Regions from separate parts of the Homo sapiens genome. Here region 1 is linked to region 2. Evidence: chromatin loops called from intact Hi-C (ENCODE). Cell type or tissue: PC-9. All regions are shown on one strand. Each heading gives the region's core, and the rest is flanking DNA. Links, peaks and the distances in the headings are about the cores only.

The links. Hi-C counts contacts between places; a loop is a spot of excess contacts. Peaks named below come from ENCODE experiments on the same cell type or tissue, not always from the same donor. Only the 100,000 strongest peaks of a DNase experiment are listed, where the experiment ranks them.
Region 1: a loop joins it to region 2, with 2.5 times the contacts of the local background. A loop is called at or near these places in 3 of 110 quality-filtered maps.

The regions. Positions count from the first base shown.
Region 1 is chr6:114,997,158-115,013,074 of GRCh38, forward strand. LOC107986639 (a long non-coding RNA gene) reads left to right here. Exons shown (of 3, transcript XR_001744318.2): 2 at 1,100-1,262; 3 at 4,433-5,125. Among named protein-coding and RNA genes, the nearest start is that of LNCPOIR, 460 kb to the left of the region's middle. RefSeq lists enhancers at 648-737, 4,137-5,336, 4,716-4,815. In PC-9, for the core only: no CTCF peak of the experiment used is centred there; DNase peaks (open chromatin) are centred at 3,724, 4,774 and 7,264; H3K27ac peaks cover 957 bases.
Region 2 is chr6:114,746,399-114,762,315 of GRCh38, forward strand. No RefSeq gene overlaps it. Among named protein-coding and RNA genes, the nearest start is that of LNCPOIR, 210 kb to the left of the region's middle. In PC-9, for the core only: no CTCF peak of the experiment used is centred there; no DNase peak of the experiment used is centred there.

The DNA of each region.
Region 1 (15,917 bases), core at 3,053-11,052, 250 kb after region 2:
TTAATTCTAGAAGATAGCATTTCAAATAAAGAAAATTTCAATGACATTTTACACATGGTAAATTAGTTAAAAAAAAAAAAAAGCCAGTTGCCTTCCAATCACCTTCTCTTTTTGTGAGAAACTCAGCAGTATAACACCTATCTCCTGTATTTTCACTCCTTATTAGTCCTGAGTTGGTTTAATCAAGATAAATAAAGTAAAAAATAAAATGAATCCTGAATGGCATTTTCTTTTTGTCTACTCCTTTCTACCCAAATGCTTTTCATTTATTAATTGAGTGTCATTGCCTCTTGTTTCCCTAGGCTTGCTACACAGATCATAAAATGTGGAAAATTTGGGTGTTTTCAGTTTAGGTGACTTTCATTTAACCATTTTTTATACTCTTCCTCCACCCCAGGCTCTGCCAATATCTTGAATGCGCATATACATGTATACACACACACACATATGTATCTGTATATATGTATATTTCAGATACAAACATATTTTCATAAGACACACATATGTAGAAATAGAGACAGTGAAGATATAGATACATAAACATATACACATAAACTATACACATATACATTTATATACACGTATATATAATGGCTTAACTATACTTTATTTATATCTATGTTTGCATTTATAGCTTAATTTTGTCCATATTGAGGGACTAAGTGGCTAAGTGGGCTGGACTCCCTGGGTCAATACGGACTTCCCTAAGGCGATTTTCCCCTAAGCCAAAATGAGTCATAGCTGCAAGCTAAGGGATTGAAACTTCAACCAATCAATGGGGACTTTCCCCTAAGCCAAAATGAGTCACAGCTATAAACTAAGGGATTGAAACTTCAACCAATCGTATAGGGGGTTTAAGCTCTAGCTGCAGCCTGATGTTTTTAACCAATCAGGCCCGCCAACCTGCAAGCAGATAGAAAATAAGCTAATCCTATAGGACAGAAAAAGGAAAAGGGGAGGAGTCATAAGTGGATATAAGCATAAGACACCTAAGCCAGAAATGGCAACCCTTCCAGTTCCCCTTCCACTGTGTGGAAGCTTTACTTTCACTTTTGCTTTACTTTGGCTTTAATAAATCTTGACCCAGCACTCTCTTTAGGTCTGCATGCTTCTCAAATTGAGCTGTAACACTCACTGCTGCGGTCCAAGCCTTCATTCTTTGAAGCCCGTGGAACCACAAACTCTTCAATTGATAAAAACCTTCGATCGGAAGAGACTTCTCATCTCATTTCTGGGGGCCTGTCCGGGATTTCTCTGAAGTGGTGAGTAACATCGGACCCCTTTTGCTTGCTATTCTGTTCTACCTTCTCACTAGAAATTGAAGGAAAACACCAAGCACCTGTCGGCCATTTAAAAGTGACAAGCCTGGCCACCAGACTTAAGACATGGGTGTGAGGCTTTCTGGGAAACGGCTCTTTTACAACCCCCGGCCCTCCAGGCTGGGTGCGTTGGTTTGCCTGAAACCAGTTCCACCTTTCTCTACCTTTACCCAGGAAAAGCCAACGGCTGGCTAAAGGTGGAAAACTGTTGTCCCGGACTCCCAGCACTGATCAGTCCAGATCATGGCACAGTGAGAAGCCGCTATGCTGCAGCCGCCCATGTGTGCATTCCCTGCCTTTTCTGACCCATGCCTCCTGGGTCCTAATGTCCTCAGAGAAAAATTTCTTGGGTCCCTGTTCTCTAGGATCTTTCCTACCCCTGAGTCTAAGAATCTTTTAGCTAGGAGTCTAAGTTGACAGGGGTGGCAATCCCAAGACCCTTGCCTATGGTGCCCCCAGGCTTATTCTTATGCAAATGGGTATCAATATACTTATAGGGGACCTGTCCCTCATAACCTACACCCTAGGCACTATCCGGGACATCAAAAGGCATTCCAGTGGCTGATAGAAGGCCTAGGACATTTTTCCTTTTGTTGCCCAAAACTTACTCCAGATTGTAGAGGCTACTTTAATTACCACCTTTCCTGCCTGGGATCAGTGATTAGAACTGTGGAACTTGTCCACTAGAAGCAGTCAGAGGTATAGGGTGAAAACAATGTAACAGACAATAGGTCCCCCGATTCAAGTCCAAAGGTCAATAAATATTCTTATTTATTGACAGAAAATTTGGGTACAAAAAGCACTGCTCCAACCTTGGTCCTCCAATTTGCCGCTGCCTACCCTAAAACTGTTGTGCTTCAGTGCCACTTTCAAGGAATTTATCTTGCTGGGAAAGCTCCAGGCCCAGAAATATGCTAATTGGTGCCTGGTCTCTGAACTCAAAATATACCCCAAACCTAAGACCTACTCGCAGATGCAAAGGCAATTGTGGGCATGCTGGTAAGGAGCCACTAAAATCCAGTAGCCCCGGCCCCCTTTTTTGTGGCTAAAAAAGGGTGGGAAACAAGTGCGGGCAAAACTGCTATGTCAGTTAAGTGCAATTAAATCTGATAAGCAGTGTTCCATGAGTGATAGTGCACCCTGGAAAGAAAAGGACACTAGAACCATAGGGGACACCCTAGGGCTAGTGCTTACTAGGGGATGACTAGGGGTGTGGGCACTCCTGTGTTCTCCTTTCAGATGGGAGGCGCTCCCTCAAAAGTGAAGCCACCCTTGAGGTATATTCTGGATAATTGGGACCAATTCGACCCTCAAACACTGAAGAAGAAGTAACATATTTTTCTGCAGCACTGCCTAGCCATAATATCCTCTTCCCGGAGGAGATCCATGGCCACCTGAGGGAAGTATAAACTATAATACCATCCTACAGCTAGATCTCTTTAGTAAACGAGAGGGCAAATGGAGTGAAGTGCCATATGTACAGGTTTTTTTCTCATTAAGAGATAACCCACAATTATGTAAAAAATGTAATTTACATCCTACCGGGAGTCCTTAAAGCTTACCCCCATACCCAGGTCTCCCCACAGCTCCCCCTAGTAAGGACTCTCCTTTGGCCCTAATGGCCCAAAAGGAACCAGACAAAAAAATAGTCAAGGAACTGAAAGGTGCCAATGGTCTCAATTGTGCCCCCTCCAAGCCGTGGTAGGAGGAGGAGACTTTGGCCCAGCACGAGTACATGTCCCCTTTCCCCTCTCAGACTTAAAACAGATCAAACCGGGCCTAGGAAAATTCTCAGATAATCCTGATGGATACATAGATGTCTTACAGGGATTAGGACAATCTTTTGATTTAGCATGGAAAGATATTACATTGTTGTTAGGTCAAACATTAACTCCCAATGAAAAAGAGGCCGTCTTAACTGCAGCCCGGAAGTTTGGGGATCTCTGGTACCTAAGCCAGGTAAATGATAAAATAACATCAGAAGAAAGGGAACAATTCCCCACAGGCCAACAGGTGGTTCCCAGCGTGGATCCCCACTGGGACCTCGATTTGTAGCATGGAGCCTGGAGTCGCAGGCATTTACTGACTTGTATACTAAAGGGATTAAGAAAGACCAGAAAAAAATCCAATAAATTAGTCAATGATATAATGCAGGGAAAGGAAGAAAACCCCATGGCATTTTTAAAGAGGCTAAGGGAGGCATTAAGAAAGCATACCTCTTTGCATCTGACTCTATTAAAGGCCAACTAATTTTAAAGGATAAGTTTATCACCTAGTCAGCTGCAGACATTAGAAAAAAACTTCAAAAGTCTTTCCTGGGCCCTAAGCAAAATCTGGAAACTCTATTGAATTTGGCAACTTCAGTGTTTTATAATAGGGATCAGGAGAAGCAGGCTGAACGAGACAGATGAGACAAGAAAAAGGCTGCCTCCTTAGTCACAGCCCTCAGGCAATAGAACTTCGGTGGCTCTGAAAGAAAGAAAGGCTGGGCAGGCAACCCACCTAACAGGGCTTGTTATCAGTGCAACTTACAGGGGCACTTCAAAAAGGACTGCCCAAACAAACATAAGCCGCCCCCTCATCCATGTCCCTTGTGCCAGGGGGATCAGTGGAAGGCACACTGCTCCCAAGGGCGAAGGTCCTCTGGGCCAGGGGCCACTAACCAGATGGTCCAACAACAGGACTGAGGGTGCCTGGGGCAGGCACCAGCCCATGCCATCACCCTCACAGAGCCCCAGGTAAGCTTAACCATTGAGGGACAGGAAACTAACTTTCTCCTGGACACTGGTGCAGCCTTCTCAGTTTTACTCTTCTGTCCCAGACAACAATCCTCCAGGTCTGTCAAATCAAAAGGGTCCTAGGACAGCCAGTCACTAGGTATTTCTCCCACCCCCTAAGTTATGACTGGGGAAACTTATTTTTCTCATGTGCCTTTCTTATTATGCCAGAGAGCCCTACTCCTTTACTAGGGAGGGACACATTAGCTAAAGCAGGGGCCATTATATACTTGAATATAGGAGAAGGAATACCGGTTTTCTGCCCTCTACTATTGTGATGCTGCTTATCTTTGGACCCTGCATTTTTAACCTCCTTGTAAAATTTGTCTCTTCCAGAATAGAATCCATGAAACTGCAAGTGGTTCTACAAATGGAGCCCCAAATGACCACCACTAGCACCTACTATCGAGGACCCCTAGACTGACCTACCAACCTGTTCTAACACCACGACACTGAAGAAGACTCCCCTCCTGAGGAACCCTCAACTGCAGATCCCCTTCTGTGCCCCAGTTCAGCAGGAAGTAGCTAGAATGATCATTGCCCAACTTCTCAACAGCACTTGGGCTTTCCTGTTGAGAGGGGGTACTGAGGCACTAAGTGGCTAAGTTAGCTAGACTTCCTGGGTCAACAGGGACTTCCCTAAGGGGACATTCCTCTAAGCCAAAATGAGTCATAGCTGCAAGCTAAGGGATTGAAACTTCAACCAATCAAAGGGGACTTTCTCCTAAGCAAAAATGAGTCACTGCTGCAAACTAAGTGATTGAAACTTCACCCAATCATATAGGGAGTTTAAGCTTTAGCTGCAGCCTGATGTTTTTAACCAATCAGGCCTGCCAACCCACAAGCAGATAGAAAATAAGCTAATCCTATGGGACAGAAAAAGGAAAAGGGGAGGAGTCATAAGAGGATATAAGCATAAGACACCCAAGCCAGAAACGGAAACCCTTCCGGGTCTCCTTCCACCACGTGGAAGCTTTACTTTTGCTTTTACTTTACTTTCACTTTAATAAACCTTGGCGCTGCACACTCTTTGGGTCTGTACGTTTCTCTAATTGAGCTGTAACACTCGCCGCTGTGGTCCACGGCTTCATTCCTTGAAGCCTGTGAGACCACGAACCCTTCAATTGAGAAAAACCTTCAATCAGAAGAAGACTTCTTGTCTCAATATCACTTCCTTCGAAAACATAATTCAAGAGTTATTCACATCATAGTTATTTTTCACTCCCCGCTAATAGGTAAAAAATACCAAGCCTTTAAGAATTTTTTTTTTATCCACACTAAGACTGTTTCATAAAAATAAATTCTAGTCTTTGTTCTTTACTGAATCTTTTAATTCTCAGATTCTAATTCCCATTTTCTTTCTAATGACAGCAGGAGTCACTTCCAATATACTAGAATTTCAAAAAGGAACTGTAACTTATAGGTAAGATTTCTTATTTCTGAACAAGTGGAAGAATAACAAAAATGATTTAAAAAAAGATTTTAAGGATACAGAGAATTTTGTGTTTTATGCTATTTCATCCAGTCTTGATTGCTATCTTTCCTTAAACTGTCTTAATAGTATAAATCTGCAATTTATGATGCAAGAAACGTAATTATATAGAGCCATAATCATCTCAAAATCATTTTCACATTCACCTCAATAGAGGGTTGCAATTTCATACAGCCGTGGAAATTAGTGTTGGCTATAGGACTAGGAGGAAGAAGAGTGACACAACTAGAAAAAGTTACACCGAACTATTAAATGTTCCCATAACATTCCATATCCAATCCCCTACAACCTATAATCTTTTCCTGGGCTTCTGGTACTTGCTTACTTGAATATGTACTAATAGGAGAATTCTGGAAAATTTATTCACTTATCTTTTTGAAAAAAAGGAAATAAAATGTATTTAGGGCCTACTATAATTCACACACATATTGTCACCTACTCTTTCTTAGAACTTCATCTATCAACACATAATGTTTAACTACATTCTCCCAGCACGCTCAGGGCAAAAAACATAGCCATCTGTACCTGTGAATGGACCATGATTGTATCCTCTTAATCTATTCTCTGCTTCTCCTCATCAGTTTACAGTCAGTGTTTGTTTGAAATGTAAAGCCTGACCATTCAACTGCCATGATTGAAGCACTCTGAAAGACTTCCATGGCCTTAGGATAAAGTTCATCCTCCTTTACAAGGAGCACAAGACCCTTAGAATTCCAGACCCTGATTTAGTCTTCATCTTATACGAGTAAGTTCCTCATAATCTATTCTTCCCCCTTTCCAGACTTTTTGAGCTTGTTTCAGTACCTCAAGGGTGTCTCTTCTCTCCTCTCTTCTGGATTTTGCATCTAAATGAGGCCAGTGCAGTGTGGACAATATCCATAAACGTAGTAGGTATGATGGTTAAGAACACAGATGCAAGAGCTAAAATGTCAGGGTCTGAGTTCTAGCTCTGCCTTTAAACATTATATAAGCTAATTATTTTTCATCGTCAGTTATACTTTCCTTATGTATAAAAATCAAAATCAAAATAATAATAATATTTTACCGCATAGGCAGCTGTCTGGTATGAGAAAGAGCATGTAAGCCACTGAGAACAATGACTGGTGCATAGTAGGTATTTAATAAGTGCTGGCTATTATTATTATAAACAAAATGCTTTGTATGAGGAAAGAAACTGGAAAGTTCTTGTTTTTCTTTAGATGAGGCAGGAAGGAGGGCTTGTTGCCTAATGTAGAATTGATGTGGAGAATCATGAATTTATACTATTAAGTGAAAAAGATCCTCTATCGGAAACAAATGTTTTCCCTTGTAGCTAATTTACTCACAGAAACAAACTAAAGGGATTCTAATTCTCCTAGTCCCATCAACATGATCATCCGGAATAAATTGTAATATCAGTTCTAAAGTTGAAAGGAGAAGAACATTTTAAGATGAGCTTAGGGGTAATCAGATCCTTCTGAAATAGGGAAAATTAAAAGGTCAATTATACTTGGAATCTTCCCAGTGCTATTTTATGTCAAACATGCAAATGCATAGTGCTGCCTATGGAATAATCTTCACAAGTACCATCACTTTAATAAAATACCTACCTTTATCTTCCTTATACACACATTATTCCAAGCTCACATCTGAGTCATTCTTCATGGAAAGAGCTAATCTCATTTCCTCATACCTGTCACTGAATCATGTTAAATATCTGAATAAGAATAATTACCTCGCAGCTAAATTTCCCTGACCTTCCTAGTTACAAAAAATGATTTTTTTTTTGCCACTCAGTAACAGTATCTCCTAGGATAACTAACTTATTCTGTAGAAAAGCATGCATGTTATTTTCATGTAACTAAACCATCAAATGGGTTCCAATATAACTTTTAAGATATTTAGGCTGTTATATCCAAGTTACCTTAATGAGGACTTTTGAAATATGATCTCATTTCAGTAACTTAACATTTTTTTTTTATTGTCTTGCCTCCTTATATAGAGAAATAATTGAAATATTTTGGTTTTCTCTCTGTCTCTTCTGTCTGTCTGGCTGCCTGGCTCTTTCTCACTCTCTGTCTTTTTCTGTCTCTCTCTCTCTCTGTCTCTCTCAAAGAAAGACAACAGAAAAGCTAACTTTAATACCTTGAGTTTCAGTGAGCTGACTGATTAATACGCTTGTGAATTCTTAATAAGAGAAGTGTGCATATTCATAGTGATGTTTATTAATTCATAAAGCAGCTGCTCAAAGGCAGCTAGTGGAGAACGACATCTCCTCCCACAGAATCCTCTTGGCAGTGATCAGGCCTTTTCCCTTCCTGATCGTTTTGAGTGCAGCCTTAACATTGAAAACTGATGGCCCTTTATCTGCCCTGGGAAGGGGAATCTCTCCTGCCAGCAGGAGGCCACAGGGATTGGAGTTTCAGATCTAAATCTCCCAATGTGTAGAGGCTGAAATAAAAAACTTAATGAGACTAGTAGAGTCCACAGCTCATTTCAATTATTTTTAATTGTTTTCAGATGCTGCCCGGCATGCTTCATTTAGTTCTGCAATAAACAGAGCATACAGCATGGTTGTGGATCTCACTAGAGACCCAAAGAAAACATCCCACAGGAAATGATGAAAAATAATAAGAGCATTATATGTATTGGAGCGTGGACCAGGCAGTTGAAGTGGAAAACACAGGGGAGGGTAGGACCGGTTCTGGTGCATCCTCTACTTGGAGATTCACAGGGAGCCTCACTTTTAATTCTTACCATCACTCCTGAAATTGAAATTCAGTGAATAAACAGTGAGGCCCACAGTGAAATCCACCCAAGCTGGCTGAAACTAGTCTTTACTAGGCTTCCTTCTCCTAAAGTAGTTCCTTCTTACCCTTGGGGAAAAGGATGACCACCTATTAGAGGTATTTGAGACCTCAACATACAGAAAGTTGCAGAATATTTGCTAATAATCTGAGAGGACTTGTTACACCAAAAGCACCTCCTAGCACCCTGATCTGAAATGTGAGTCAACATTTATAAAGTTGCTCAAAGATTTAATTGAAAACTCCCAAAAGCCACTATTGGATGTTATTGAAGAGCATACCATTCAAAAAAATTAAAATATTTGCTTTTAATGTCTTTAAAACGTTTCATCATTTTGTCCAGAAGACCAAGACATCATCATTGGGGCTTAATTGAATAGCATTGTAATACCTAAATGCACTATAGGAGTTATTGAACATAGTATTGAAGTATTTGGCTGCAAGTGAAAATCCTTTTTTTTAATTCCGTGTGCAATGATTCTCGACTCTACACACAAGGAGCCGTAAAGACTTAAAAATGATGTCCAGTTCCCACCTCCCAGACCTATTGAATGTGAATATCTGTGGATAAGGCTTGGGTATGTCATTTTTTACTTAAAGGTCTCCCAGGTAATTCTGACGTTTAGCCATGTTTGATGCCCTCTGACTCATAAATTCAGTAGTTTATGTGTAGAATCCCTCCCTAACATATGTACTCACAAAAGAGAAATATACATATATATAAAAAAAGAGAGAAATGTATACCTTTATGAATGTGTGTTATGTATATATGTACATATATACAAATATATTAAGTTACAAACAAATATATTAAGGGTGGCAAATATGCTGACTATGAGCACTTGCCCCCACCTAGGCACTCTGGCTCTGATGTGAATGCAGTGATAGTGGCTGCAAGTGATAAGCTGTGTAGGTGCTCTGGAGGGCAGCCATGGGCCATCATGGTACCTGGCCTCTGAAGGCTATGTCTGCTCTCCAGCCCATATCACCTTTTTTCCTGATATTTGTATTTTATGCTACTTTTTCCTGATAACAAAAGTCATCGTCATTAGGAATAATTACTGAAGGCATAAAAATAAAAACACAAATTAGCAGTGTTTTAACATTTCAAAAGTAATGATCCATATATTGGCATATTTTCTTCCATTTTTCCCTCAAGATATATATATTTGTATCACTATTGCAGATGGTTATATATATTTTTTATTAAATATTACATAACTAACATTTCCATTGTCCATTTTTCCATGTCCATCCCATTAAATACTGTTTCAACACATTTTAATGAATATACTTTTCCCTTTCCCTTATATTTATGTTCTATAACTTACCAAGAACCTATAGAAACTATTTCTAATGTTTTCTTTTATAAATAATAATTCAACAAATATTATTCTATACAAAAGTCATATATATAAATCTATATATAATTATTTATTTTTCTTTTCTTTTCTTTTTTTTTTTTTTTTTTTTGAGACATGGTCTCACTCTGTCGCCCAGGCTGGAGTGCACTGGTGCAATCACAGCTCACTGCAGCCTCGACCTGCTGGGCTCAAGTGTTCCTCCCTCAGCCTCCTGGACAGCTTGCACTACAGGTGTCAGCCACCATGCCAGGTTAATTTTTTGAATTTTTTTTTGTAGAGACAGGGTGTCACCATATTTCCCAAGCTGGTCTTGAACTCTTGGGTTCAAGCAATTTGCCCACCACAGCCTCCGAAAATGTTAGGATTACAGGTGTGAGCCATGGTGCCTGGCCATATGTGATTTATTTTTTAGAAAATATTGAAGATAAAAGGGCAAGTGAGGAGATTTTTAAAAATTCTTCACATGTGTTTCCCAATGAATAAAAGTTCATGTAATGAACTCTCACTTGGAGGGTAGAAGAGTGACTGTTTCACCTTTTCTTCAGTCATATTGAGAATTACAAATTACAAAATTTTTAGCTAATTTTACATTGAAACAATGTCATTGTTGTTTTAATATTAATCTCTTTCATTACCAGTGAAGATGGATCTTCTGGGAATTGTCTGTTCATGGCCCTTTTAGTGGTTTATTAGTGCTTTCCTCTCTATTTTACGACCTCTTTATATAAGGCACTAACCTAACGTTTGTCATATTTGTGGCCCATATGTTTCTAGATTTTAAATTGCCTTATAACTTATTTATGGTGTTCTTTTGCATCTAAATGCTTTTGTTTATACATTGCCAAGTTTGCCTATTTACATTGATACTTTTTATCATTCTGTGTAAGCTTAGGAAAACTTTCCCACCCCAGAATCAATGAACAATTTACATCTACTTTCTTCTAGTTTATTGTGCTTTCATTTCTCACTTTTAAATATTTAAATAACATGGAATTCAATTTGGTGTTGTATGAATTGCGAGCCAGCAAACTTGATTTTTCCCCAATACTAAATTTATTGAACAGTTCATTCCTTAATTATTATTCAATCTTATACATCCATATAGGTATGTTTATATTACAGACTATGCGATCTAATTTTTTTATTTTGTTCTAATATCAAATTAAAAAGAGGCCAGCTGTGGTGGCTCATGCCTGTAATCCCAGCACTTTGGGAGGCCGAGGCGGGCGGATCACAAGGTCAGGAGTTTGAGACCAGCCTGGCCAACAAGGCGAAACCCTGTCTCTACTAAAAATACAAAAATTAGCTGGGTGTGGTGGCAGGAGCCTGTAATCCCAGCTGCTCGGGAGGTTGAGGCAGGAGAATCACTTGAACCGGAGAGATGGAGGTTGCAGTAAGCCGAGATTGTGCCATTGCACTCCAGCCTGGGCAAAAAGAGCAAAACTCTGTCTCAAAAAAAAAAAAAAAAAAAAAGAAAAAAGAAAACTTCTGGACTCATACACTTAAAAATAGCTTGAAAATACCCTTTCATTTTTTTTCTCTTTTGTAAAACTTTCTCAAATGTTCTTTAAATTACATGTATACTTTTATTTTGTCTGTAAGATTTTATTTTAATTTTGCCTCTATTTAAAAACTGTTGCGTACTTGAGTCATTTTATTTTTAAAGCCCATCCTAAGAAACTTAACCATTCAATGAGATTAATTTACTTAACTTTATTGGCATCTCTAATATGTTCAAACATCTGTCATCATTTTGTTGGCAAGTTTTCTATTTTTCTTTTATTTGTTTTTTTAGCTGCCTTGCTCATTAATTTGTTTTTTGATTTGCTAGGTGTGTATTTGTTTCTTACTATTTTTGTTGAGAATATATTTATGATTTCTCACTATAAAAGATAAAAACTTTCTCTCAATATTTTCAATCTTTGTAAATTTAATATACAGTAATATACTTAATCTATTAGTACATAATTTTTTCTTTAATAATACAGTTCTTTTTTTCAGCAATAACTAACTTTTGGATTAGTCATCATCAAGTAAAATACAAATACTCCAATAGAAACATAGATATCATTTTCTGGCAGGGGAGGAGCCAAGATGGCCAAATAGGAACAGCTCCGGTCTACAGCTCCCAGCCTGAGCGACACAGAAGATGGGTGATTTCTGCATTTCCATCTGAGCTTTGAAGAGAGCAGTGGTTCTCCCAGTACGCAGCTGGAGATCTGAGAACGGGCAGACTGCCTCCTCAAGTGGGTCCCTGACTCCTGACCCCCGAGCAGCCTAACTGGGAGGCACCCTCCAGCAGGGGCACACTGACACCTCACACTGCAGGGCATTCCAACAGAACTGCAGCTGAGGGTCCTGTCTGTTAGAAGGAAAACTAACAAACAGAAAGGACATCCACACCAAAAACCCATCTGTACATCACCATCTTCAAAGACCAAAAGTAGATAAAACCACAAAGATGGGGAAAAAACAGAACAGAAAAACTGGAAACTCTAAAAATCAGAGCGCCTCTCCTCCTCCAAAGGAACGCAGCTCCTCACCAGCAATGGAACAAAGCTGGACGGAGAATGACTTTGACGAGCTGAGAGAAGAAGACTTCAGACGATCAAATGACTCTGAGTTACGGGAGGACATTCAAACCAAAGGCAAAGAAGTTGAAAACTTTGAAAAAAATTTAGAAGAATATATAACTAGAATAAACAATACAGAGAAGTGCTTAAAGGAGCTGATGGAGCTGAAAATCAAGGCTCAAGAACTACGTGAAGAATGCAGAAGCCTCAGGAGCCAATGTGATCAACTGGAAGAAAGGGTATCAGTAATGGAAGACGAAATGAATGAAATGAAGCGAGAAGGAAAGTTTAGAGAAAAAAGAATAAAAAGAAATGAGCAAAGCCTCCAAGAAACATGGGACTATGTGAAAAGACCAAATCTACGTCTGATTGGTGTACCTAAAAGTGATGGGGAGAATGGAACCAAGTTGGAAAACACTCTGCAGGATATTATCCAGGAGAACTTCCCCAATCTAGCAAGGCAGGCCAACGTTCAGATTCAGGAAATACAGAGAATACCACAAAGATACTCCTCGAAAAGAGCAACTCCAAGACACATAATTGTCAGATTCACCAAAGTTGAAATGAAGGAAAAAATGTTAAGGGCAGCCAGAGAGAAAGGTTGGGTTACCCTCAAAGGGAAGCCCATCACACTAACAGTGGATCTCTTGGCAGAAACCCTACAAGCCAGAAGAGAGTGGGGGCCAATATTCAACATTCTTAAAGAAAAGAATTTTCAACCCAGAATTTCATATCCAGCCAAACTAAGCTTCATAAGTGAAGGAGAAATAAAATCCTTTACAGACAAGCAAATGCTGAGAGATTTTGTCACCACTAGGCCTGCCCTAAAAGAGCTCCTGAAGGAAGCACTAAACATGGAAAGGAACAACCAGTACCAGCCGCTGCAAAATCATGCCAAAATGTAAAGACCGTCGAGACTAGGAAGAAACTGCATCAACTAACGAGCAAAATAACCAGCTAACATCATAATGACAGAATCAAATTCACACATAACACTATTAACTTTAAATGTAAATGGACTAAATGCTCCAATTAAAAGACACAGACTGGCAAATTGGATAAAGAGTCAAGACCCATCAGTGTGCTGTATTCAGGAAACCCATCTCACATGCAGAGACACACATAGCCTCAAAATAAAAGGATGGAGGAAGATCTACCAAGCAAATGGAAAACAAAAAAAGGCAGGGGTTGCAATCCTAGTCTCTGATAAAACAGACTTTAAACCAACAAAGATCAAAAGAGACAAAGAAGGCCATTACATAATGGTAAAGGGATCAATTCAACAAGAAGAGCTAACTATCCTAAATATATATGCACCCAATACAGGAGCACCCAGATTCATAAAGCAAGTCCTGAGTGACCTACAAAGAGACTTAGACTCCCACACATTAATAATGGGAGACTTTAACACCCCACTGTCAACATTAGACAGATCAACAAGACAGAAAGTCAACAAGGATACCCAGGAATTGAACTCAGCTCTGCACCAAGCGGACCCAATAGACATCTAAAGAACTCTCCACCCCAAATCAACAGAATATACATTTTTTTCAGCACCACACCACACCTATTCCAAAATTGACCACACAGTTGGAAGTAAAGCTCTCCTCAGCAAATGTAAAAGAACAGAAATTACAATAAACTATCTCTCAGACCACAGTGCAATCAAACTAGAACTCAGGATTAAGAATCTCACTCAAAACCGCTCAACTACATGGAAACTGAACAACCTGCTCATGAATGACTACTGGGTACATAACGAAATGAAGGCAGAAATAAAGATGTTCTTTGAAACCAACGAGAACAAAGACACAACATACCAGAATCTCTGGGATGCATTCAAAGCAGTGTGTAGAGGGAAATTTATAGCACTACATGCCCACAAGAGAAAGCAGGAAAGATCCAAAATTGACACCCTAACATCACAATTAAAAGAACTAGAAAAGCAAGAGCAAACACATTCAAACGCTAGCAGAAGGCAAGAAATAACTAAAATCAGAGCAGAACTGAAGGAAATAGAGACACAAAAAACCCTTCAAAAAATTAATGAATCCAGGAGCTGGTTCTTTGAAAGGATCAACAAAATTGATAGACCACTAGCAAGACTAATAAAGAAAAAAAGAGAGAAGAATCAAATAGATGCAATAAAAAATGATAAAGGGGATATCAGCACCGATCCTACAGAAATACAAACTACCATCAGAGAATACTACAAACACCTCTACGCAAATAAACTAGAAAATCTAGAAGAAATGGATAAATTCCTTGACACATACACTCTCCCAAGACTAAACCACGAAGAAGTTGAATCTCTGAATAGACCAATAACAGGATCTGAAATTGTGGCAATAATCAATAGCTTACCAACCAAAAAGAGTCCAGGACCAGATGGATTCACAGCTGAATTCTAACAGAGGTACAAGGAGGAACTGGTACCATTCCTTCTGAAACTATTCCAATCAATAGAAAAAGAGGGAATCCTCCCTAACTCATTTTATGAGGCCAGCATCATTCTGATACCAAAGCCGGGCAGAGACACAACCAAAAAAGAATTTTAGACCAATATCCTTGATGAACATTGATGCAAAAATCCTCAATAAAATACTGGCAAAACGAATCCAGCAGCACATCAAAAAGCTTATCCACCATGATCAAGTGGGCTTCATCCCTGGGATGCAAGGCTGGTTCAATATACGCAAAGCAATAAATGTAATCCAGCATATAAACAGAGCCAAAGACAAAAACCACATGATTATCTCAATAGATGCAGAAAAGGCCTTTGACGAAATTCAACAACCTTTCATGCTAAAAACTCTCAATATATTAGGTATTGATGGGACATATTTCAAAATAATAAGAGCTATCTATGACAAACCCACAGCCAATATCATACTGAATGGGCAAAAACTGGAAGCATTCCCTTTGAAAACTGGCACAAGACAGGGATGCCCTCTCTCACCACTCCTATTCAACATAGTGTTGGAAGTTCTGGCCAGGGCAATTAGGCAGGGGAAGGAAATAAAGGGTATTCAATTAGGAAAAGAGGAAGTCAAATTGTCCCTGTTTGCAGATGACATGATTGTATATCTAGAAAACCCCATTGTCTCAGCCCAAAATCTCCTTAAGCTCATAAGCAACTTCAGCAAAGTCTCAGGATACAAAATCAATGTGCAAAAATCACAAGCATTCCTATACACCAACAACAGACAAACAGAGAGCCAAATCATGAGTGAACTCCCATTCACAATTGCTTCAAAGAGAATAAAATACCTAGGAATCCAACTTACAAGGGATGTGAAGGACCTTTTCAAGGAGAACTACAAACCGCTGCTCAAGGAAATAAAAGAGGATACAAACAAATGGAAGAACATTCCATGCTGATGAGTAGGAAGAATCAATATCGTGAAAATAGCCATATTGCCCAAGGTAATTTATAGATTCAATGCCATCCCCATCAAGCTACCAATGACTTTCTTCACACAATTGGAAAGAACTACTTTAAAGTTCATATGGAACCAAAAAAGAGCCCGCATCGCCAAGTCAATCCTAAGCCAAAAGAACAAAGCTGGAGGCATCACACAATCTGACTTCAAACTATACTACAAG
Region 2 (15,917 bases), core at 3,976-11,975:
GTCTTAATTAACCTGTATAAACTGTTGTTAGAGACAAAATTTATTGCTTCATTTACATTTTAATTACAGAAGGGTCCAAAATGTTAAGTTTTAATTGGCTGAAGAGAATTATGTGCAACGAAGTCTCATGGCAAATGGAACAGAGTGCTTTGCAGGGACTTGCTGGCTCTCTGTTAAGATTAGGGGTCCCATAAGTGGAAAAGGTTTAACTCCCTTCCTGAATCTCCAATATCTCAAAATCAGTAAAGAAGACCTTCACAGATGCCCTGATCTTACAAGAGAATGTCATAGATGATTTCTCCAGAGTGTTTTTAATGCACTGCAATTACTAGTTACTGTTTGGGCATAGTTACGGTACCTGCTAGACCATAAATAGTTAATGTCGATGGGATAAATCCAGTAGCATTATTATAAATCTGTGCTGAATGGTTGAGTGAAATGTCCCTAAAATCTCCTAACTCCTTAGATTCCAAACCATTCCAAATCTTATTAAGCATTTATTATGTAAACAATATTTTTAAGCCAAAAACATTCTGAAAGTCTTTTTATTTCTGATGTAAATGTTCAACTCTCTCCCTTGTTCCCAGTTCTCTTTCCATTTTCTCTTTTTATTCATTAGTCTTAAAAGCCAGTCACTTTTTTAAAACTTACTGGAGTGAATCCATCTTTTCACTGGGCTCTGACAGATAGAAAGGCTTAAAAAATGCAAAGTCCTCATGATAGGACATCTGAGGAAAATATATTGTAGATTTCCTTCTGAATGCCTTCTTCAGTATGAAGAGTCCCAAGTAAAACATTTCAAGTACGCATTGGGAGCATATATACATTCAGCTGAAGACAGCTTCCCTCCCCTTTGCTCTGAGAGCATTTCACTAAAGTCTTCTTAAGTTGGATGCCAGTATGATGTTCTGACACAAATATATGATTTTAGCATTTGACTTAGAATTAAGCTTGTATACTGCCAGCATTAAATATATGAAGTATTTACTTGATGTCAAATTAGAAAAGATCATTTATTTTTAATGATCTTCAGAGATGTGGCCATTTATTTTTAATATTCCACCTTACTTCAGATGACTAGGTTCAAGTAAGTGCTATTTCCCTTAATCTAATTCTTTTTCAACCTGTATCTCTTTTATGCCAGAAGCACTCAGTGATTTCAAAAGGAACTCCTTAAGTTATAGTAATAGTCAGTAAAATGGGAAACAATGTTGCTGTCAAGATGCAAGATTTTTCCCAAACAGGACATTTTGGCCTCCCCACAGCCACATTCTTGAATATTAGTCCATTTTCTCAGACTTTTATGATAAACATTTAATTATTGGCTGCTCTGACTATGGAGTAGCCATTCTTTTATTCCTTTACTTTCCCAAGAAACTTGCTTTTACTTTACAAAAAGCAGAACACTCAATTATTATCTGTCACTGTGCTTCTTAATAGTAACCCTTATATTAGCATATAAAATGGTTTGATTTAGAAAATATAATAATGAATTTTTTGAAATAGAGATATCACTGGGATGATCTCTCCAAATCAATGGACAGTACTTTTTAACCATAAGTTCAGTGACAACTCATGACAATTTATATCCCCCTAGAAATATGGTATCGAGATGTCAGTCTTCAAATTAAGAAAAAGAAAAATCCGAATCATAAAATTAAATATCTATATCTGATGACTGTTTGAGCTTGGCAAGACCACCACCAGGGGGAGCAAGTTACTGGACAAAGGAAGTGATGTACAGTTTCAGAATTTTAATAGAAAATCCGGCTTTTAAGAACAAAATGATAGCACAATTGGTAAGAATAAAAGAAAAACAAGATGACTCAAAGTCACATGAACTGCTAACTCTCTAGTATCTTATTAAAATAACATTGCTTCACTTTAGTTTCTGGAGTGAGTTGCTGTGACACTACCACAGTTATGTTTTCTTTGTAATGTGTTTTTCCCAGTGAAGTATCCTATCTTCTACAGCCGTTATGACCTACGTGCTGACAGCACTTTGTAAAATGCAAATGACCTTACAAATTTAATGACGTAATACATATCAGGTTCATGTAATTATGGATAGAAAAAATCTGGAAGTTGAGAGGGTCTGCCTGCTTGACAGGCAGTATATGCAATATATTTTACATGTGGGAGGGTTAATTCATACATTTTTTAAGACACAGTCTTCAAATATTTTACATCTGAATTAAGGGAAACTAACTTACTAAAGGAAACAAATAGAGTGTCTTCTAAGCAAGCTGTGAGCAAGTACTTTTAAATCCCATGACGGAAATTATTTGAGAAATCCTTTGTGATGTAAGAAAGATTATTCATAAAGAAGTTTAGCAACTGTTTACAAATTCACAAGTCATGTTAAGCTATATAACTTGAAAAGAAAACCTTTTGAAGGAAACAACTTGTGTCAGTGTCATTATGAATATTTTACATTGATATCAAACAGAATAAAACCCATATTTTATTTAACATGATCTATTTATTGATTACATCTGGGTAAACAATTCTAAACAAAACAAATATGACCACATTATCCCATGTCTAAGAAGAAAGGAGAGCATTCAACACATAATTATTCTAATATAGGATTACATAACATAAAGTGTTATGAGAAAGCACTGTTTGCAATGGGAAAGTATGATGGAATTATAACTTTGGTTAAGTATTTAGGGAAGTCTTCTCAGAGGAAGTTTTAATGTGGTGGATACTAAGAATTATCTAAGTGAATCATGAGAAGGGAAACTGGGAAGAAGAAAGAATAGTCCAGTTAGAACTGTATCTTTGGGAACTGTACAGACAGGAGATCTTGACATATTTGAGGAACTGAGAGATTCCTATTGAGTCTGGAGTTGAGTGATCAAAGGGATGCAGGTCAGGGTAGGTGAAAGCAGGAGAACTAAGGCAACTTACAATTCTATAGGAGCCTTATAAGATACACATTTAAAATTTTAGATATTAATCAGAATGTAATGGGGCTTGGAAGAGTTTTGTACTGGAAAGTGACATGATCTACATTATGTTTTGAGAAGGTTATATTGGCATATGTGTGAAAAAAATTAGAGTGGAAATAGAAGGGATACAGGTAAACTTATTAGAAGGCCTTTGTGGCCATCCTGGTAAGAGATAATGGTGGATGAAATTGTGGTGGTGACACTAGAGAAGAAAATAACACACACACACACACACACACACACACACACACACACACACACGAAGTAGAGTCAAGAGGACTTGTTGATGAATCTATAGAATGATGGAGAGGGAAATGACAAGGCTAAGACATGCCCTTTTTGGTTAAAACAAAGACTGGGAAAAAGCAAGTTTTGCAGAAAAAGATTAACAATTCATGTTTCTAAATATGTGAATGTTGAAAAGTTTGTAATAGTTGTAAGTCATCCACATTGACATCCAAGATGCCAAGTTACTCATATATTATGGCCTCTGCTCTTATATACATGCATATGCAAGAAATAGGCAATGTAATTGGACTGCATACATGGGAGTTATTGGCCATGAAATGGTCATTAAAGGCAAGAGAGTTGACAATGACAAGACTAATCAAGGATAGAATGTAGAGTGAGAAGAGGGCCTATTACCCAATGTTGAGAAACTTGACTATTAAATATTTAGAATAAGTAAGAAGCTGGCTACAGAAGTTGAAAAGGAGGAGACATCAAGAAAAGGGGAAAGCTAGAACTGTGATTATTTCACAGCTAAGCAAAATTATTTCTTAAATGTTAAACTTTTGTTGCATGTTTTGGGATGTTTTGTTTTTAATGAGAAAACTGTATCCAAGAGGGTTGAAAATTATGGTAGACCACAGTGACTTTATTTAGATTTATTCTTTCCAATCAAGGATATTGGTTGTGTATTTTCTCTGGGAAATAAGAATTTTATCAGTATTGTTCATTGATCAATGATGAAAATGTGGACTATACAGATACTCAAAGCCAACATTCTAATACTCATCATTTTGCTAGTTAGAAAATAAATTAAATACATGTACCTTAGATTAATGTTTTTTGGTTTCATACTTCTTGAAGAACAGTAAAGATTTGAAGAGCTATAATGGCTTTGAGTCCTGTGCAACTTTTTTTTTTTTTTCCAGGTCTTCTACTTTATTGGCAAGCACTTAGAATCATAGCATCACTGTTCATTAGAACTAGAAAAGATAATTTTTCTTTTTATTTATTTAAATATTTTACTTCTAATTTTAGGTTCAGGGCTACATGTGCACTCATGACTTGTGCAACTTTTTTTTTTTTTTTTTTTGACGGAGTCTCGCTCTGTTGACAGGCTGGAGTGCAGTGGCGCCATCTCGGCTCACTGCAATCTCCACCTCCTGGGTTCAAGCAATTCTTCTGCCTCAGCCTCCCGAGTAGCTGGGACTATAGGCACATGCCATCATGCCCAGCTAATTTTTGTATTTTTAGTAGTGACGGGGTTTCACCATGTTGGCCAGGATGGTCTTGATCTCTTGACCTCAGGTAATCCACCCACTTCAGCCTCCCAAAGTGCTGGGATTACAGGTGTGAGCCACTGTGCCCAGCCTCCAGTGCAACTTTTTAATGTAAATGTTGGAAGTGCAAGGTACCAGCAGTTCCTTTTATCACGGCTCATTTGTGGTTCATACTCTCACATAGTCAGCCATAGACATTTCTTCCTATTGTTTATATGATGTTCCAGTTTTCACTTTGTATACTACTTTAGTTAAGAGCAGATTCTTGACTTCATTTACAAGCACTCTTGAGTTTGGGTAATTCCTCCAACTTCCCACAAATTCCTTCTGTGAAGCAAGTTTCATAGAAGTTAGATCTTAAGACATTTGAAATGACTTTCCCTGTTACACTCTAGAACACTGTTTACTTCAGCTGATACGTCCCTGCTTAGGCATATCACACTCTTTCATAAGGTTTCTATATCCATCCACCTAACTTTCAAACTCACATCATTTTTTTTCTCCTTTTCAGTTGGCTACCTTAATCTCTGTTTCTCAGGGCACAAATTTCTTCCCCAAAGTTTTTTCTGTATTTTTACCTAGTAGCTTGGGGGAGTCTGGTGTACAGTCTTAAGACATGAAGTTCAGAACAGATACATGCAAACAATTCCATCACATGTCTCAGAATAAGCTCTACAATGTAGTGAGTAGATCACAAATCTCTTTTAATGTGGCATGTTTACTGTTTGTGTTCTTTGTTCTTAACACTGCATCATGGTGAACTGCAGCTGCAAGTGAAAACAACAGAACTGGCAAGCATTATCAATCTAATATTTTGTTTCAAATTAATAGCGGATAAGTCCAAATTTGACTCAACTAATAAAATTATTAGTAAATGTGCAGTTAAATCTTGATCTCATTTTGGTATATCAGATAGACATGGTGATTTTGATTGGATTTTTCCATTTTAAAGTAGTACCTTTTATGATGCAGATAAGAGGTATAAATAAAGACTTTTTGTAAAAACATTTTCTTGGATTGGTGCAAGTTTTTTTGATTAAATGTAAAATTATTTAAGAGGCCAGATTTTCCATCAGACAAACCAATAGGAAAACAATGTTATGCTGGTCTTAACATAGCCATTTGGATTGACCAATGTGTCTTAAAAAAGTAGATTGAAGGATAATTCCTTCACCTTGAAAATATTGTTAACAAAATAAGCATCCACTTCTATAATATACCTAGACTGTAATTAAACTTCCAAATATTATAATGACTTGTTTTCTTAAAAATTTCTCTGTAAAACCTTGGTTACTTATGGTTTTATTGCTATGACAATCATTCCTAGGCCATAATATCCAAGATGTCTTATTATTGGCCAAGTATCTGAAAAGGGTGGATGGGTAAGACACCTGGATGAGGAGTCCAGACCTCGCTCACTATCTGAGTTACAAGAGAATTTCCTATGAATGTTATAATATGGCTAATTATTTTACATTCCATAAGCAACTCTACATAACTATGATATACTTAGAGAAGGCCAGTCCATTTGGTATTGAGAAGAGCCAATGTATTGAATTGTCAAAATAAGATGATGTGCTAGTCAAGTTACTCCAGAGAAATAAAGAGAGAAACAGTGTGTGGAGAGAAAGAGAGAGACACAGATTTTTAAAGGAATTGGCTTATGAAATGATGGAGGTTGACAAGCCCAAAATAAGCCAGGAAGGCCAGCAGGAGAGAGACCTAAGGAAGAGTTGCAGTTCAAGTGCACAGACAATCTGCTGGAAGAATTCCCTCTATTCCCTCTCTCTCCAGGGAGGTTAGTCTTTTTCTTAGACTTTCAACTGATTGGATGAAGCCCACACAGATTTTGGAGAGCAATCTGCTTTACTAAAAGTCTACTGATTTAAGGTTAATTCCATCTAAAAAAATAGCCTCACAGAAACATGTAGAATAGTATTTGACCAAATATCTGGGCGCTGTGGTCTAGCCAAGTTGACAAATGAAATTAACCATCATAGATGGTCTCCATAGCTTCTAAGACACAAGGAAAATCTTTAGCAGAAAACATACCTTTTTGATTACATCAGTATCCTTTCTCTTATCATTGTCTTGTGGCCAGAAAATTCAGATATATTCTATAAAATGTTTAGAGTCCTCCTGAGAGGGATTTATTTAACTAGATGGGAATTTCACTTGGTTTAGTATCAGTGCAGCCAGCCAATAAGTCAACCTCTATTTTTTTTTTTATTTTGGACATAAAAATTAATATCAGTTGAAAAGGTTTTTCTGTAGGCTAAACTAGCTTTCTACTTGCGCTGCCACTGACATTACAAGCAAGAATCCAAAAAACAACATTGAGATGCATTGTGAGAAATGCCTTGGGTTTAGATCCAATTTACTAATACCCTCTTAATCATCTGTTATACAGTACAATTTCAAAGACTAGGAGCCCTCTGGCCTGGGTATCATTGATATTGAAATGGAAAATAACCAGAGTAGACAAACTGTTATGCATAAAGAGAATAGAGAACTGAAGAAGACATTGTATTTTTTCAGTATGTAGAAAAGCTTCAAAAGGTGTTTTAATTCTTTTATCACTAATTTTGCTAAGCCATGTTTTTCAAACTTTACCTATTTCTTACATTTTAAAATTGCCTTTGTAAAAATCAGTATATAAATTATAAACATACTGAAAAGTGGAACATAAACATTAGTTTGACATAGTTGCCAATTTTCCCTCTGATCTTTTTATATCTATAGTTTTTGTTGTTGTAGTACTAAAACAGTTTCAATGATATGTTATTTATAATTTTGCATGCTGCTTTTTAAAACCTATTTTTATATAAATATTTTTTAAATTATACAGTACCTGGCATATGCTACAGACGTTTGTTTAATGCATGAATTATTTAGTGAATACAGTTGTTGTAGACCATGCTTGTTGAAATTCTCCATAAGCACTATTTTTAAGTTTTGGCTTATTTAACAAGCAAATTTGCCATAATTATGTAACCATTCCCATATTATCTGACACTTAGGTTGTTTTCAGTTTTTTTTAAAAAAATAGGTAATTATATGATGAACATCTTCAAATGTGAAGTGTTTTCTGCTTCTGAAACTCTCAGATATATTTGTAGAAGTGATAACACTAGGTCAAAGATATAAACTTTTTCCTAGAAAAAAACCTAAAATATACCTGTTAAGGTAATTAGACAGAGAAATAGAAAATTCCTTGTATTGTAAAATTTTAGGTTTTCAGATCAAAAATGTTTTATTGTTCTATAAAATGGGCTATGATTTTTATGAGAAAATATATACTTGCAGGGATGCAAAAAGTATGAAAAAATAGAAATACTAATATGCCTTTCTTTCTGATATTTCTCAGAAACCTCTGATAGACCCATGATCATTCTCTGGACTAAACTTCTGGGGTTTCAAAGCCCAAGTGAACAAAAATGACAGAATTTTATAAAGCATTTCAAAACCAAATATCCCACATTTAACTATTGTTTTGGATTAACCAAACCACAGCTTTATTTCATACAAATGGAAATTCAGTAGTTGGTAGTATTGAAAAATAGAAGGAGATGAATAAGGGAGTGTGCTAAGTACATGTTTAATAAAATTGATTGGCTTGGATTAAAATGATACATAATGTGAATTGACTTCACCAAGAGTTCACAATAAAGATAACAGTGTTCTGGACATCTATATATTTTTTTTCTTTATCTATATTCACAACAGAATATTGGTCAGGAGAAACTAAATGCTAATATAAACTAGTAATGCTTTCTTCCAACCCGAAATAGATACACATAATACTAGAAAAGTGCTGTTTAAAGATTTTATGTTATATGACACGTGGAAAATATCTTCTGAAAGCATGAGCTAGTCCAACCACTAATAAGGTCAGTGTATTAGTCCATTCTCACACTGCTAATAAAGACATACCTGAGATTGGGTAATTAATTTATAAAGAAAAGAGGTTTAATTGACTCATGTTTCGCATGGCTGGGGAGGCCTCAGGAAACTTACAATCATGGCAGGAGAGGAAGGAAACCCATTCTTTTTCACATGGTGGCAGGAGAGAGAATGAGTGCCCAGTGACGGGGAAAGCCCCTTATAAAACCATCAGATCTCGTGAGAACTAACTCACCATCACAAAAACAGGATGGGGGAGGCTGTCCGCATGATTCAATTATCTTTACCTGTTTCCTCCCTTGATGTGTGGGGATTATGGGAACTACAATTCAAGATGAAATTTGGGTGGGGACACGGCCAAACCATATCAGCTGGAGAAGCATTTTAAGCGCAGGCACTAAAAATAAACTTGTCAAGAGAGGATGCCTATAAGTAAAATACCTTTTGTCACTTGTTTTTTCTATCAAGAGTAAGAAACAGCTGGGTCCTACCTCAGTCCATGCTAAGCCACCTGTATATTTTTTTCCATAGGCCCCAGGAAATTATTTGGCTTTATTTTCCTGTTATATGTTTTTCTTCTCTATTTCCTGAGAGTCTTATCTTCATGATGCTGGCTCTTTATTTTCCTGTGAACCAAGATAATCCTCATGTTTTATGACTAACCTCTTTCTAGACAATAAAAGACAGTATAAATACAACAATTAAGTTCAGGGTAGTTGCAAAGGTTTCACGTACTTACTAAAGTTTTCAGTTATTGTTATTTGATAATGCTGTACGTTTTCTGTTATCTTCTAATAAACAAGTGATAAATGTAAGATAGGAACACAAGAACAAAAGTTCTTTTTTTTTTTTTCTTTTCTGAGACAGAGGCTCGCCTGTCACCCAAGCTAGAGTGCAGTGGTGTCATCTCGGCTCACTGCAGCGTTTGACCTTCCAGGCTCAAGCGATCCTTCTGCCTCAGGCCCCTGAGTAGCTGGGACTATAGGCATGTGCCACTATGCCTAGCTAATATGTTCATTGTTAAAAACTGAAAAAGTAAAGAAAGGCATGCAGCAATGGTTCTCAAGATTTTCCATGTATAAGAATCAGAAGCATCCTGGGGAAGCTCCTGGAAAGGTGGTCTATGGACCAGTGGCATCAGTATCGTCTTAGAGCATGTTAGAACTGCAGATTTTAAGGTCTTATCCTGGACCCACTGAATCTGCATTTTAACAAAATGCCCAGGTGATTCCTATGAATGTTAAAGTTCACGACATGTGGTATGATTTCATTTGTATGAAATGTACAGAAAAGGCAAATCAATAGAGATAGATAATAGATTAATGATGCCCTGTGGGTGGAGAATGGAGATTAACAGTAAAAATACATGAGGGATTTTATTGGGGCAATGGAAATGCTTTAAAACTGATTTATGATGATTATAGCACAGGTTGGTAAAATCTGTAAAATAACTGAATTGTATACTTGAAATAGATGATATATATAATATGTAAAATATGTCTCAACAAAGTTAGAAAAAGTATATGTTTGCCAAAATGCAGATTGCCGAGTCCTATCTTAGATCCCATGTTATTTCATTTAGTTTGTGGACCTCCAACTGAGGAACAGTGATACAAAGTAAATAGTAACAACCTAAAACCAAAACCCACCCCAACCATCACTTGAACCACTCTTCTCTTCTTCATATGCCTTGAAGAATTCCAGTGTCAGTGCATGTAGCTCTACACTTTAATTGCTAGGTAATAAATATCCCAAAGTATTCTGGCACCTTTTCACTATATTGATTGTGATAAAGATTTTTTTCAGTATTACAATGTTGCAATTGCAATTTTAATTCTTGCTTCTATGTACATGTGCAAGTATTTGTTCAGAATAAGCATGTAGAGGTGGAAATTTAATATAACTGTATGAACATTTACAATTTTAATAAATCCTTTAAAATAATCTTCAAAAAAGCCCCCAATTTACTCTCCACCAATATGGAGTAAGAATGGCCATTTCCTCTAGATGAATGATTAATAAAGGCTATCAGTCTTTTTCATGTTACCCATGTATTGGGCAGAAAAACATTATTCATTATTTCAATTTGTATTTCTTTGGATAAGCATACTTTCCATATTTTTCTTCATTTTAATTTTCTTCATTCTTCAAACTTATTGTTTTTTTTTTTGCCCATTGTCTTTTGAAGATATATATCGTTTTCTTATTTATTTCTATAAACTTTATTTGTTGTGGTAAACTAATCCCGTTTCTTTTAAGAACTAATGCTTATAGTGTGTTATATGCATTTTCACTAGCTTATGGTTTCTTTTATTATCCTAATTTAAAATGTTTATGTAATTATATTTGTCAGCCTTTGTATATTAGTTGAGGATATAACTTTTCTAAATAGATACATGTTAATCCCAATGGCATTTATTAATTACCCTTTTTTTCTACTGAGAGATATTTAATAATTTTCTAAAACTATATTACTACACACACACACACACACACACACACACACACACACACCTAGCTTCATTTCTAGGCTCTTCATTATGTCCTTCTGTTTCTTCTCTAGTACAAATAGTTTCAATTACTGCCATTTCAAAATATATTTATTATAAAGCTAGTTCTCCTTCACAGGTTTTTCCTGGCTAGTATAAAAACAGTCAACATTGCTGTTCAAGAATAAACAAATGATTATCTCTCGATTCCAGGCCTTTCTCATTTTTATTTCCTCTTCTTTTTAGAAAAATTTGCTGCTAATGGGATACAGGGTGTCATTACACACATTTGCATTACCAATTTTGTGCAAAATAAATTATGGTATATGAAGAGAAGACCAAACATGTTTCTGCGAACTTCTATATGTCAGGCATCTTAACTGTAGAGATTCTCAAAATAAAAGAAGGAAGTAGGGAACAAGCAAAATCAAGGAGAGCTACTCTAAATTCTTGGTATGTCAAATATTTTTATCCTATGACTTCCCCAAACAACATCGAGTCTTCAGTGAAAAAATGTGGTACTATTTTTGCTTAGTCAATTAAATCTTTATCTATACCTAAATCTCACCCCCCCACCCCCATATATCTTATGTATCTTTCTGAAGAGAATTAGAAACAGTGATTGGGAAGGAAATCAATTGAAGAATCCAATACAAGCAGATGTATTCTGAATTTCCTTTTCTTCCTCTTTACTAGTGTGATTCACATGATTACCTTCCTCTGCCTGAGACTTACACGCTGATGTTTTCCAGAGTTTAATCCTTTCCTCCTTATATCTCCTTATAGATCTTAGAATCAAGTGCCTTTAGGAGAAGGCCAGTAACAAAAGGAGTGGAGCAGGATTTAATAGGATAGTGCCTGGTGAGAACTGAGACAAACCAGAAGGGGCATGCCCTATTAAATGATGTTCATATTCAAACATTTAATAAATGCCTTACTGGTTCAAAAAATCTACCTGGCAACCTTTGATCCTTGACTCTCCTGGGCACCTGTTCCATGCCTGAACTTATTGTTTAATGTGATAATTACTCCTAAGTCTATGTATTAGCCTGTTTTCACACTGCTATCAAGAAATACCTGAGACTGGGTAGTTTATAAACAAATGAGGTGTAATTGACTCACAGTTCCGCATGACTGGGGAGGCCTCAGGAAACCTCCAATCAAGGCGAGGGGCAAAGGGGAAGCAGGCACCTTCATTAGGCGGCAGGAGGGAGTGAGACCCCAGGAAAAGCTTCCACTTTTAAAACCATCAGATCTTGTGGGACTCACTCACTATCAGAACAGCATGGGGGAAACTGCTCCCATAATACAGTCACCTCCCATCAGGTTCCTACCTTGACACATGGAAATTACAATTCAAGATGAGATTTAGGTGGGATACAGAGCCAAACGATATCAGTCTATATCATTAATTCAGTTTTCTCTTCTTAGTTTTAGATCAACATGTCCAATCCTGTAAGGAACATTTCCAAGTACACATCAGATATACACCAGATAAATATATATATAAACTAAACTCATGTTCTAAACTTCCTCCTCTTCATTTATGTCACATTTACTTTCAGTGCTAAAGCCAGAATCTTGGAAAACAACCATGACTGTCTACTCTGCTCTTTACCTCCAAATGAACAGCAAGTCAAACACAAATCGCCTCCATGATTTTGCTGACGTCTATGTGTTATCCCTATTCCCACTTCACTCTCTTAGTTTGGCTTTTCATACTATTTTTGTTCTAGATGATTGCAACAGCTTAATTATGTCCCCAACTTTCTCGTGTCACATTTTAGCTTGTTTAAAACTACTTTAACCTTCATAATCTTTCTTTAATAAAAGTTTATTGGAGACATTTCTCTGCTTCAAAGCGTCAGTGGCTCACTGGACTTCAGGCACACATGGCTCTTGGTCTTATCTCTACATCTTTTCAGCTTCCTTTCTCATCACTTCCATTGTCCCATCTTCGTATTCTACCTTCTCTAGCCATGTTCATTAGCCTGCCTGAAATGTGGTGTGCACTTCAAAATCTTTGCTCATGGTATTCATTCTATTTCATGATAATTTCCCCCACCTCCCTCATCACATTCCACGAAGCTAACCTTTATTATAAAACACTTCAGGGCTCAACACAGTGTAATTATTCCAGGAAATTCAGCGTTTCTTGTTTTTATACCCACTTTAACATGTATAATATGCTCTTTAATCTTTTTGTTTCTCTCTTCATTACCCCCAGTGCATCTTGAAATAGTGACTCAATTTTGCTTATTTTTTACATCTACAATATATATCTGTTACAGAGGAGATATTAAATATATGATTGTTTAAATATATGGATGAATAAATGAATGAGTGACTGGGTAGAATAGGCAGTAACCTAGAACTTGAGAATGCAAGCATGATTTGGGAAGAAGGGTAACATTGCGAGTGCCAAGTTTTCATGATTATTTAACAAAAGAAATATCAGACACATTCAATATAAAGAAATATGAAATAGTAAAAATAATGCTCCAGAAAAACCCAAATAAAATCTGAATTTTAGTAAATAAACTACATGAGTAATATAGCTTGAAATATGTATAGAAATAATATATTTTTAATTTTTGTCCAAATACTAGAATAAAATTAAATCAAACCTAAGCTTTATTTCAGAAAAAAGTCTAATTTTTGTGGGCACACATTTTCTAATGAATAGTACACTCAATATTTTGTTATAAAATTAATAAGTTTAAGATAAAAGTCTCTATTGGTGTGAGGAGCTGCCAAAATTTGCTGTATATCATATGAAGAATCACTGAACACTTTAATATTGCCAGCACTGGAATGTTATATCGATTTCTTTTTTCTGTTTTTCATGTCATGCCAGGTTTAATAGTTAACTATTTTTAATGGGATGATTTAATCAAATGAATTATGACAAACTGCATTATAATGGCATTCTATTGTTTTTAATTTAATTGAATGTGATTTCATATATCTCTTAGGTTTGTCATATTAGTACAAGTCTTTTTTTTTTTTTTTTTTTTTTGAGACAGAGTCTCGCTTTGACGCCCAGGCTGGAGTGCAATGGTGTGATCTCGGCTCACTTCAAGCTCTGCCTCCTGGGTTCATGCCATTCTCCTGCCTCAGCCTCCCGAGTAGCTGGGACTGCAGGTGTGTGCCACCACGCCAGGCTAATTTTTTTGTATTTTCAGTAGAGACGGGGTTTCACTGTGTTAGCCAGGATGGTCTCAATCTCCTGACCTCGTGATCCACCTGCCTCAGCCTCCCAAAGTGCTGGGATTACAGGGGTGAGCCACCATGCCCGGCCTATATTAATAAAAGTCTTAACACAGAAATAGAGACATTGACTGCTTTCAAACCAAAATCTCTGCATTCAACCTAAACTGATGAGCATAGCACTATGATAATCCTTGAATTAATTGACTGAAAATAATAATGTTAGTAAAATAAAATGATTTACCGTAAGCCAAGAAAATTAATGTAAAATTCTGAATTCTGAAATTATTTAAAAATTCTAAAATTATCAATAAAAAAGTTCTTTGAAGTTCTTTAGGCAAATATTTGAATATGACCAAAGTAGAATATGGAGATAATTTGAAAAGTAAAAATGTGAAATAAGATCCTAAACTTAGTAGATATAAATTAAATAAAACTTAGGAGGCTGGCAAGGTAAAATATTGTTTTTAAGAAGAAAATTTCTGTTGGAAATACAATTTACATTAAGGACGCATAAAAAATTATAGTGTTACTATGCTACAGCCATGAGTTTATTATTAGGCTATTTGATAGTATAATTTAACCTACTCTAATATGAGGGAGTAAAAGTCCAAGCCAGCTATAATCATGGGCTATAGAGGGGAACAAAACACCCAGAGAATGCCTGCACCTGCAATGTTACCTACACACCTAATACGTGCGTTGAAAATCTCCCAGTAATGACTGGAGAAGAGAATGAGAATAATTCTCTTTGCTTGATGTTTGGTAAAGAAAAGAAAGACTAAATGGAAGGTACATCTGGCAGCCTCTCACACCAAGTACCATGCAATTACTTCTTTCACTCCAAATATCAAGGAACTATGGGAGAAAATAACATAATTCTTAGGTTAGAAAACACTAAGATCTAAACATAAAATTGCGGAGTTTTTTTTTTTAACATTCTTCCTGTCTGCTTAGATAATTTGAGAATGATAGATCTCTGATTTTTCTGTTATATCTTTAATTGTACAGATGTCAATATAAAAACATTGAAAAATATTAGTAGTTTAACTATTCCAAATTAAATATATATAATTATAATAAAACAAATATAATTATAACTAATTTATTATAATTAAATATAAAAACAATGTTTTCTACTTTTGATTACTATGCTACATAGTAATCAAATATAGATCACCCATATAATAATCAAAACTATAGCTCTGCTTTAAATGTCACTTAAAAGGATAAAATATTAAAACACTTAGGCTTAAATAAGGTTTGAAAATTATTTTAGTCAAAAGACTATAGGTATAATTGAAAGTAAGAAATATTTCACACCTGTATTCAAATACAGTAAATAAGATGAAAAGATACTGAAGTAGAATATCACTAACACATGAAACCATGTAAAATATAGGACAGAAACAAAAAACTGAATGATTTTATGCCAAATCCTTAAAAATAAGTATTTATGAAACAGAAAGAATTGAAAGACTTTGAACCTTATATAAATCTTTGTACTATTTCCTTCTGTAAATAAAATGTTTAGAGTACAAAATTATACAAATGAAGAGATCCTGGCCATTCTGAAGTTAAATATCCTTAAAGTTTTGGTTCTATTGTTATGTTCCTTATATACAGAGAAGCATATTAACTAGTATGTCATTTATAATGGTGATATAAAATAAAATCAGCTTTCTTAAATTATTCTCCAAGAAAGCTTAAGAAATAGCCATATGTTTTCCCCTAACACAATGAATAAAGGCTGTTTAAGAGAACTGCATTGTATTTGTGATCCAGGGTTTAGCATGGTACAAGAACAGATGTATTGTAAAGCTGACTGCGTAAGTGTCTTTTTCTCTGAGGCT